Linked DNA regions of Homo sapiens: region 1 is linked to region 2. A link is a contact called in ENCODE Hi-C or POLR2A ChIA-PET data. All regions are on one chromosome and are shown on one strand. Each heading gives the region's core, a stretch centred on a gene start or an enhancer-like site at or near the end of the contact. The rest is flanking DNA. Distances are from core to core; before and after follow the strand shown.

Region 1 (5,426 bases), core at 118-2,617, 67 kb before region 2:
GGACGAAAAGCGTTGTGAGATCAGTCCTGGTTCCTCAATGCAGGCAGTCATGTCGAGGCTGCGTGATGGTCTCTGGGATGCCCCTGTCTCCTGGCTCTTTCCTTACCATCCAGGCCTTTCATTCTTAGGCTCCTCACACGTTTTTCCTCTTGCCTCTGGTAACTTGATGTTAGAGGTCCCCAGGAGTCAGTCATAGGTCTTCTTCTCTATCTGCACACTATCCCTTGGTGATCTTATCCAGTCTCAAGGTTTTAAATGCTGTTGATTCTCTAACAACTCCCAAATACATACTTCCAGCCCAGCTCTCTTGCTTTGGACTAGTACATCGGACTGTCTATTTGACATCTTCACTTGGAGGTCTAATAGACCCTTCAGACTTAACATGTCCCACATTAGCTGGGTGTGGTGGCACACGCCTGTAACACCAGCTACTTGGGAAGCTGAGGCACAACAATCGCTTGAACCCGGGAGGTGGAGGTTGCAGTGAGCCGAGATTGCACTGCACTCCAGCCTGGGTGACAGAGCCAGACTGTCTCAAAGAGAGAAAAAAAAAAGCTACCCATTGCTTCCCCCATTCTCCTTCCTGCTTTATTTTTTCCATAGAGCTTATCACCTTAACAGTCTGTGTAATTTACATATATGTTTATTGTCTGTGAGTATACATTATGTGTCTAGGTCACTAGAATGTGACCTCCGTGAAAGCAGAGATTTTTTTTGTACGTATGTCCTGCGTTCTCTGATGACTCCCATACCTCTAACCGTACCTGGCACATAGGTACTCAAGAAATGTTTGCTGAATAAGGCTCCTCAAATCAAGAGCCCCAGTAGGCCGTATGAATGCTGCAAAATAATTGTACTACAGGGACCCATTTGTGGGAATACTCACAGCACTAAAACCCCTTAGTTAAGAGGGATCTGAACAGCCTAAGAGGTTTCTGCCTAACTCCCGGCAGCAACTTCGCAAAGCACTATAGCCACCACACACTGTCCCTGAGATGTCAGAGTCACTGACGGATTTGGGCCCCAGGACAGCCTTTACCAGCTGCTGGTGTGGCCGAGTCTCCATCCACGAGTCCTAGACTGATAGGTTCACTAAGGTATGCAGAAAACCCCCACTCCTCATGTGACAAGTTGCTGGTGGCCCAACCCCCTCTTTATCAGTAGGAACTTCAGCGCTTCCTGACGATGCTTCCTTTCCGGAATCCTCACCCCTCTCTACTCAGCCCGCGGCCTCTCTCACTTCTACTCCAATGGCTGAGCGTCCTTGGCGGCAGAGCGGCACCAGCGGCCCTCGGCGATCCGCGATGACCGCAATGTGTAAGTGCGCCTTCCAGCCAGCAGAGGGCAGGAGCGGCTGCGGTGTCCCAAGCCGGGCTGGTGCGGGCTCCTGCCCGGCCCGTTTCTCTGCTGGTTCCACCTCTCCCCTCAGCTCCCCGCTTCTTCCAGGGCGGGAGTGAGGGAGGGGAGGAGGGCTGGGGGAGTGAGCGCGTGCGGGTGTGCGCGTGTATGGTGGTGCAGGGAAGCCTGTGCTTCGGGAAAGCTTTCCCGGGATGATGCTCTCTGGGCTCATGGGTCCGATTTGCCCACAGCAAATGTCTGTACTATGCAGACATTGAAATAGAATGAGGTCCACTCTCTTCCGATGGCGGGTCACAGGGTCCTGGGAAGGGGATCTGAAGCCCCTCCACCGAGCCACCTCGCTTCCTTTATGGAGATAATCCCCAGACTTGCCCTCACTGCTCTGGAAAGAGCTGCCTGGAGGTGGGGCAACTCCTCCCGCGCGGCCCCTTAAGTGCTGAGGCTGATTCCAGCCGCCGCCACAGTGGCCGGCAGGGGACGCTGCGCCGCCGAGACCCAGCGGGCCGAGAGGCACCAAAGCCGTGTCTCCTGGTTCTTAGCTGAGACGGACTTGAACTTCCAAAAGCCTCCTTAACCACCGAGGAAGCAGGAGAATGAAGAGGCTTCAAATAATGAGCGCCTGCTGTATGCCACGAGCTTTCCATTGCGGAGGTGGCTGGATGTGCAGAAGGAGGGCAGGGCGAGGAAGGAGAGACGGCTGCCCCACTCTCGGCCTGTCTGCCGCGGGCTGCAGGCTTGGGGTTTGGAGGTCAAGTCTATGCTGCATCGCTAGAGTAGTTTACAGTTGTGAAATTCAACTGTAAATTGAAATTCACAGCTTCGTTCTTAAACTTTCTATTACCAGGGACCATTCCTCAGTAGGCTCAGAAAGGGCTACAATGAGGTAGGCTGTTTGATTTTTCTTTTACATATACAGATACGTTGTAAATGCAAATGGCAGAGGTAAATTCAAATATTAGGAGGGCAAATGTAGCGAAAAGGATGAAGACATCCTACTTTTCTTTTCCAGATGCAACAATTTGCAGTTTGTTTATATCTTTTTACTGTCTATGCATATCTACATGTTATATTCATAAACTCATTGACATATATATATAGATGAGTGTTTATTTCCTATTCCCCCCCCCCACAAATAGTAACATTCTATACACAACGTTCTACACATTACCTCTTTTCCACTAACAATGTATTTTAGACATATTTCACGCTAGTAGCAAGAGTATACCTCATTCTATTTTGATGTCTGCATACTACAGGCATACCTCAGAGATGTTGTGGGTTTGGTACTAGACCACTGCAATTTTTATTTTTATTTATTTATTTATTTATTTATTTATTTATTTTGAGACGGAGTCTCGCTCTGTCGCCCAGGCTGGAGTGCAGTGGCGCGATCTCTGCTCACTGCAAGCTCCGCCTCCCGGGTTCGTGCCATTCTCCTGCCTCAGCCTCCTGAGTAGCTGAGATTACAGGCGCCGGCCACCACGCCCAGCTAATTTTTTGTATTTTTAGTAGAGACGGGGTTTCACCGTGTTAGCCAGGATGGGCTCGATCTCCTGACCTCGTGATCTGCCCGCCTCGGCCTCCCAAAGTGCTGGGATTACAGGCGTGAGCCACAGCGCCCGGCCACAATTTTTATTTTTTAAAACACACATTTTTTTGTTTCCCAGTGCATGTAACAGTTATATTGAAGGTGGCCATTGAGACCTGAGAGCTCACGGGAAATAGAGTTCGTACATCTGTACGTTTGCATTTCTGTAAACAAAAGTTCCTTGGCACAGTGCTTAGACTGCGGACAGCATTTTGAGAGTGCCAGCCCTAACTCTAACTGTATGATACAAGTCAGTTAGTCAACCTTTATAAGCAGGTAGGGTGCAACGGACTGAGGGTGAAGCTCTGGTCTGGGCCTGGGATGTCAGTGCAGGGATGGAAAGGCATATCCAGGGAGGTGACTGGAGGCGTTAGTTTGTCAGACAGAGACTAGCCTTATGATGCCAGCTTCCTGGAAAAACAACAGAGGAACTCAGACATGATTCACAAGCCTGGGGCCATGACCATCTGGAAAGGCCAAGCAGAGACTGGTGAGGCCCAGCGAAGGTAGGTTTGATGGCTGTGGATGCAGCCACAGGGGAGTCCCTTAATCCCTCTTACAGGTCACTGAGGAGAACTGCAGTAAGGCATTTCAAGTAGTCACTTACTGAAGACTGCTCTGAGTAGGTCACCCTGCCATTAGCATGGACATGGAAGGTGGGGTGGGTCAGATATATACATAAATATATATATATCCTTAATATTCTGTCCCTCTAGAGAACCCTGTCTAATACACCTTGGATTTCTGGTTTCTAGAACTGTGAAAAAATAAGTTTCTCTTGTATAAGCCACCTAGTCTGTGGTATTTCATTCTAGCAGCCCCAGGAAGGAAATAGAATGGGTAATCTGTAGAGGTCTCCACAAGAAAGGGCAGGGCAGAAGAGGGGGATTAGAGAGAAGGAAGGTACTGGAGATGGGTGCTTCAGAGGGAGGGAGGAATTGTCAAGTGAGTTGATCTGATGAGTCTGTAGAAGAGTGAGGAGAGATGGAGACAAAAACAGTTCATGTGAAGTATGGAGGGCCGGGGTAATGGAAAAGGAGGACCAGCGTCTCAGGGGAAGGGAGACATACATGCTCTACTCTCCTCCTTTTCATTCCCTCCTCTGGGAGGAAAATATGACTCCAGTGTGGACGCTCTTTCTTCTCACCTCCTGGAGGAGACTGTCTTCTCTAGGTCAAGAACTTGGAAAAGTCTCCTCAATCCACTGCCCAGACTCCTGTCCTCCAACAGTTTGGGTCATGGGGATCCCTGACATTTGGAATGAGACCATTCCCCACAGCCCCAGCCTCTGTCTGGGTCAATTTTCCATTCTTACTTTACTGATCTATCAGAAGCATTTAACATAGTATCACTGCCTCCACCTGGGATGATCTGGGAATGAGCTTCCTGTGATAGAAACAGGGATGAAAAGCATCAAGTTCAGTCGTGGTGCCCTTAAGGCAGATAGTCAGGCTGCCTCTCAGTGTGTAGGACACTGCTGTCCCCTGGCCTGTCCCCTACCCTACAGGGCTTTCATTCTCAGTCTCCTATGTGAGTCCCTCCTCTTCCCCCTGGAATTTTGTTGTTGGAGCTTCCTAAGGGTCAGTGGTGGGCTTCTTCTTGATCCACATGACATCTCTTGGTTTTCATCAGTGGGATCAATGGATGAAATGCCATCAACTCCCAAACCAATCTTCAGCCCAGCTCTCTTGGTTGAACTGCAGACTCTTGCATCCAATTTGTTATTTGATAACACCACATGGATGTGTCATGTATGTTGCAGACTTTTTACATCCCAAGTGGAAACACTGATCATCTCCCCAAATCCCCTCATCTACCAGTTCCTTCCTCGGAATTCCTATCTCAGTTGAAGATAACTCCATCGTTTTCAGTGAAAACCAAAGTGGTTTGAAATAATTCTTTACGCTTTCATTCTCTAACATACTCCAGCTAATCTATGGGAAAATACTGTTGTTTCTACCTTCAAAACATGCCTGGATCTGATTACTGATTCTTGGTTCCCCTACAACCGCCAAGTCTGAGACACCAACACCTCCCACTGGCAGAACTGCAAAACCCCGTCACTGTGCCCTTCTTCCACCTTCATCAACCACAGTGGCCACAGTGATCCTTTTACACCATAACTCAGGTCCTGCTGCTCTGCTCAGAACCCCATAGAGCTTCCACATTTCACTAAGTAAAAGCTGGGATCCCTACAATCTCCTGTGCCCTAATGTAATGTGTCCTCCTACGCACTTTTCAGGACACACCTTCTACTCTTTTGCCTCTCAGTCACTCCCCTCTAGTTTCCTGACCTTTTACTGTTCCTTGAGGATACCTGGCATGTGCCTGCTTCATGGCTACTTTAGTCCCACCCCACCTGCATGTGCCGGGCTAAGTTCTTCATCCCCTGTAAGTCTTTGCTCAAAAGTAATTTTCTCAAGGATACCTATATAAAATGATTGTCATATTAAAATGAACAAATAACAGAGCATGGATT
Region 2 (5,244 bases), core at 57-2,556:
AGCACACTATACTCCAAAGGATGGTACTTTGGCATGCTAAACTATTTTTTTTTTTTGAGACGGAGCCTCACTCTGTCGCCCAGGTAGAGGACCATAGGTGACTAGACAGAAAATTCAGCCATCATAAATACAGTCTAAATGTTGAAGAACAGATTTCTGAGTCTACCATAACTTTCCTGCACTCCAGGACTTTAGTGTTGAACTTGCCACATTCAGATTCACACTGTAGCACCTTGCGTAAGAAGGAAAGGAAGTGAATATGCACAGAGGATCTACTTGTGTTATGAGCTTTACAGTTTAGCTGCAGTGGAAAAGAGTTTATTTCTTTCTTGGAAGTGAGGGCCTCACTCAAGGCCCTAGAGCTCTACAAGGCCCTAGAGCAGGTGGCAATACCAGCCAGGCTTGTGTCCTTCCCTTCAGGGTGATGAGTTCCTCTAGGCCCAGGCATGTCCAGAGGTACTGTCTGAGAGCCAGGGACTGAAGTAAACAACCTGGGAGGTTTACATGGTGTTCTGTTTTACTGTGGCTGAGCTGGAGTCCTTCCACTCTTCCCTTACTCTTCCACAGGCAGAGGAGCCTCTCCCTGCAGCTACCTCCACCGCAGGCTCAAGGGGAATACTGACAGGATGATGCCAGTGTTCCCATAAGGCCCCAGAGTTCTTTAGCCAGCTTGTGGTGAATGCTGCCTGGCCTGGGACTCACCCTTCAGGGCAGTAGGCTCCCCTCTGACCCAGGGCATGTCCAGAAATGCCAACCAAAAGCCAAGATCTGGAACTGGGGACTCCAAGAGCTGGCTTGGTGCTCTACCCCGCTGTAGCTAAGCTGCTGTCTAAGCTGCAAGACAGAGTCCCCTTTATTTTCCCTCTGCTTTTCTCAAGCAGAAGGATTCTCTCTTCATGACTACCACAGCTGTGAATATGGTGGGTCTCTCCTGAAGCCAGCATATCTCAGAGTCTCACCCAAGGCCCATGGAGTGTACTACTAGGTATTGCTGCTGGTTATTTAGGGCCTGAGGGTTCTTCAGTCAGCAGGTGATGAATCCTGGCAGGACTGGGTCCTTTCCTTCTAGGCAGTGGGTTTTCTTCTGGTGCAGGGTGTGTCTAGAAATGTCCTTCAGGAGCGAGTGCCTGGAATGGTGGCTTCATGACTCTGACTGGTGCCCTATCCTATTGTGGCTGAACTGACATTTACGATGTAAGACAATGTCCTAGTTACTCTTTCCTCTCCTTTCCTCAAGCAGAAGGAAGCAGTCACTTTCACTGCTGTGAGCTGTGCTGCCTGGGGTTGGAGGAGTGGTTGTGCAAGCACTCCCTTAGCTGCCCTGACAAGTGTCACACTAGTGGTGTCCAAGTCCACTGGCTCTGAGCCCAGCACAGCACTGGGACTTGCCTTGTAGTTGTAGTTCTTGTGGCCTAGATTGAGTTTCAAATGCATTTAGGACCCCAGAGCACTTTAGCCTGCTTTGGCAAGGCTTTCCCAAACTCACATACTGACTGCTTGGATAGGCGATTGATTCCCCTCTGGCTAAGGTTGGTCTGAATGCTCCCTCTGTGGGTGGGCTCTGACAGGGCAGCACTGAGTTCAATGCAGATTTTCACAATTGCTGCACTCTCCCTCCCCCATGCACTGAGTTTCTGTCTCAGCTCCAGTGGCAGCTACTGGGACATGGGGGAGTGGTGGCCTCAGTGATTCAAAATTGTCTTTCCTCATCTCTTCAGTGCCTTTTTCAGTGATACGAAGTTAAAATCAGGTACAATGATGGTTGACCTGATTTTTATTTCCTATGTAGGTCCTTTTTTGTGTGTAGATAGTTGTTAAATGTGGTGTTTCTGCTGGTATGTGTGGGGGTGAAATCAATGGATACTTCTATATGGCCATCCTCTTTTACCCCTTCCCCTTGATTCTTTGGCTATCTGAGGAGTTAATATCTCTTCATGTATTAACCCAAAAGAGTTTTTTAAGCATTTGCTCAGTGTCTTCTGAACCCAAGGGTTACAGCAATGAGACCAAGTCAATTCATACCCCATGATGAGCTTCAGTTAAGCCCTGTACAAATTCTCCCTACATATAAGTGAAGAGTGTTGCTATAGCCTGACAGGTCAGTTGTGTACACTTGGATATCAATAGGGTCAACTGAATAGAAGCCTCAAATCAAGACATAAATGCTGGATAATAGGTGTATGTAGCTAGAATCATCTCAGGAATAATGCAAATGGTATCGCTGCCTCCTGTGCTTCGGAATTTCCCTACGCCAAGATTACTTCCGATGCACATGAAGGCTTCTGAAGTCAATGTTTGGTAACAAATGGATCTCAAAGTTGGGCTGGAGATAGGTTGTTGGAAAACTACTTGAGGATGTGATTGGAAATGCAGAATCCTGAGCTCCATGTGCAGACATTCTGTGTGAGTATATCTGGAATGGAGCTCACGAATCCATAGTGCAAAACTTCCCCCATGTGATCCAAATGGAAAATACTTAATGTTTGAAGTTTTTTAGGTGTGCCACTTACATGCTGGCAGAGAACATTATGAATGAATTTGTGTATAATATTTGATTATATAGTTTATTATTATAGAAGATTGGCTATTAGTCATTAGGGATTAATTATGAATATCCCAGGGAGACAAAATTGATGAACTACGTGCTCATCTATATGTCTCTATATGTCTCTATATGTCACTGCTTACCCATAACTTCCTTTTAATATTTAAAGAATTTTGTCCTCTTGCTTTTTTATTTGGCTAGAGGCAGTTGGGGGCATGAGGAAAAATCCTTCCTGTTCCAGAAATACTGAGGAGTGAACTATTAGTTTTTTCACAAGTCAGCTAACCCAGATAGTCTGAAGAACACTAAATCCTAAGAATACTTAAGATAATCCCTCAGGCTTTTTTTTGCTAGTCTTTTGTCCTACCCAAATGCAAAGACAGTTTTGAAGGTCAGACCAAAATAGCTTCTTCACTAAAAATACAATTAGATATTACTATGGAGACTTACAGGAATAATGATCAAGCAGAAAAAACTATGTAAAGTTTTGTACATGGTGTAATTATATTTCATTTATTCAATTAATCCATTATTCAGAATACTCCCTTATAAGTAATCAAGTAACTCATATACATAAACCAAGTAAACCACATATATGCCTCTTTAAAACACACACACACACACACACACACACACACACACACACACACATTCATTCTTCATTGCAGACTCATAGATTGCAAAGTGTCTGAGATAGCCATTTTATTGAAGCCCATTTTTGGAGATGGGTAGCAGAATGTTAGGATGATTTGCTCAGATTCCACATCCAAATGGTAGGCCATCTGCATGAATCCCCCAGAGTTTTGCCCTGAGACTTTTATTGATACAGTCAAGATCATGTAATGGCCCTCTACCACAATCCTAAATATGGGTATGCACTATATTTTGAGAAGTGTGTGTGGTAGAAAAATTGTTCAAGGAAATTGCTGGATCTCAAGAGCTTTGATTATGGCTGAACATCCAGAGCTTTTGTCCTGTAGTGACATGACCTGGATATTTTACACACCTTTCCTGTAATAATGAGAGAATGGACTCGGAGGATTTCAATATCACAAAGCAGATCGGCTTTCAAAGCACAAGGTTCTTACGGTTCCTCAGCTAGCAGGTCTCACGCTCTGTCTCACTCTACGTGCTGACTTGGGATAGTCACACTCTTCCTCCAAAGTGAGAAGGGGAGGGACAGACACATGTAATACGGGCCAGTTTAGAGCCTCACTCTGTGACCAGGTGGCTGGACTGCAGAAGGAAGAGAGCAGGAGGTGGAGTGAGGGATAGCTCCATCACTCTCTGATTCCCAGCTGGGGGGTGAGGGGTGGCGAGCTGAGTGACCCTCAGCCTTCCAGGTCATCCAGTGCTGCCTTGTTATGGTTCTTTTAGTTTTACTTGATTACATCTCCTTTGTTTGAATGTTCTAGTAGTAGGGAGTCTGTGGTTAACAAATGTATACATCTCTACATATATAGATATATGCACATAAGTACGTGCATACATATGTAAGTGCATATATAGAATGCATATACATTCATATGGTGAAAATGTAAATTCAATAATTAAAAATGGTATCTAGTGAAAAGGATGTCTTCATTTACCTTTCTTTATGGAAGCTAGATTTGTATTCTAGGAAGAATAATTATTCAGTTTTTTAGTACCCTTTCTATAATGCATATGCTGAGTCTAAGCATATATGAATAATACGTATAAGGCTTTTTCTCATTTTCATAGATTTCTGTGTTAATTCCTCTTTTTTCCCTGTCAGACAGTAATATGCTATATATAGTGTTTACTGTGGACTGAATTATGTCCCTTAAAAATTCATATATTGAAGTCCTAACCCCCAGTGTCACTGTATTTGGAGGGAGGGCCTATAAGGATAAACTTAATGTTAAATGATGTCATAAAGGTGGAGCCTTGATTCAAGAGGATTAGTATCCTTATAAAAAGAGACACCACCAGCTGGGTTGGTGACTCTCACTTGTTATCCCAGCACTTTGGGCACCTGAGGCAGGAAGATCACTTGAGGCCAAGAGCTCAAGATCATTGTGGGCAACTGGGACAGTTTGGATATTTGCCCCATCCATATGTGATATTGGAATATAATTCCCAGTGTTGGAGGCAGGCTTGGTGGGAAGTGATTGGATCTTGGGGCTGGATTTCTCGTGAATCAGCGCCATTCCCTTGGTGCTGTTCTCCTGATAGTGAGTGAGTTCTCGTGAGATCTGGTTGTTCAAATTGTGGTACATTCCCCCTTGCTCTCTTGCCCCAGCACCTGCCATGTCAGACCCCTGTTCCCCCTGTGCCTTCCACCATGATTGGAAGCTTCCTGAAGCCTCCCCAGAAGCAAAAACTGCTATGCTTTCTGTAAATTCTGCAGAACTGAGAGCTAATTTAACCTCTTTTCTTTATAAATTACCCGGTTTCAGGTGTTTCTTTGTAACAATGTGAGAAAGAACTAATACAGGGGCAAACTTCTCATGAATGGTTTAGCACCAAATCCTTGGTGCTGTCCTGGAGAAAATGAGTGAGTTCTTCTGAGACTGGTCATTTAAAAGTTGTGATACCTCCCCCTACGACTTCCAACTCTCTCTTGCTCTTGCTTTCCCCATATGAAGTGCCTGTTGCTGCTTCATCTTCTGCGACGATTATAAGCTTCCTGAGGCCTTCCTAGAAGCTGATACCAGGGCTATACTTCCTGAGCATCG

What was found. Hi-C counts contacts between places; a loop is a spot of excess contacts on that map. ChIA-PET counts read pairs that join two places held with the same protein, here RNA polymerase II (POLR2A). Pooled maps may share reads with other maps.
Region 1: a loop to region 2 is called in a pooled map, with 4 times the contacts of the local background. The contact joins two enhancer-like sites. A Hi-C loop is called at or near these places in 7 of 50 pooled maps. POLR2A ChIA-PET finds 5 or more read pairs at or near these places in 2 of 52 experiments (WTC11 and activated CD4-positive, alpha-beta T cell).

What each region holds. Positions count from the first base shown.
Region 1 is chr14:20,967,497-20,972,922 of GRCh38, reverse strand. No RefSeq gene overlaps it. Among named protein-coding and RNA genes, the nearest start is that of RNASE2, 15 kb to the right of the region's middle. RefSeq lists an enhancer at 1,122-1,811. Within about 2 kb of position 1,367, at least 27 of the 41 ENCODE cell types and tissues checked have a DNase peak (open chromatin) inside an H3K27ac peak, as active enhancers do.
Region 2 is chr14:20,900,898-20,906,141 of GRCh38, reverse strand. The region is part of intron 1 of LOC100507513 (a long non-coding RNA gene); the gene reads left to right. Among named protein-coding and RNA genes, the nearest start is that of RNASE3, 12 kb to the right of the region's middle. RefSeq lists an enhancer at 1,271-1,772. Within about 2 kb of position 1,306, at least 2 of the 41 ENCODE cell types and tissues checked have a DNase peak (open chromatin) inside an H3K27ac peak, as active enhancers do.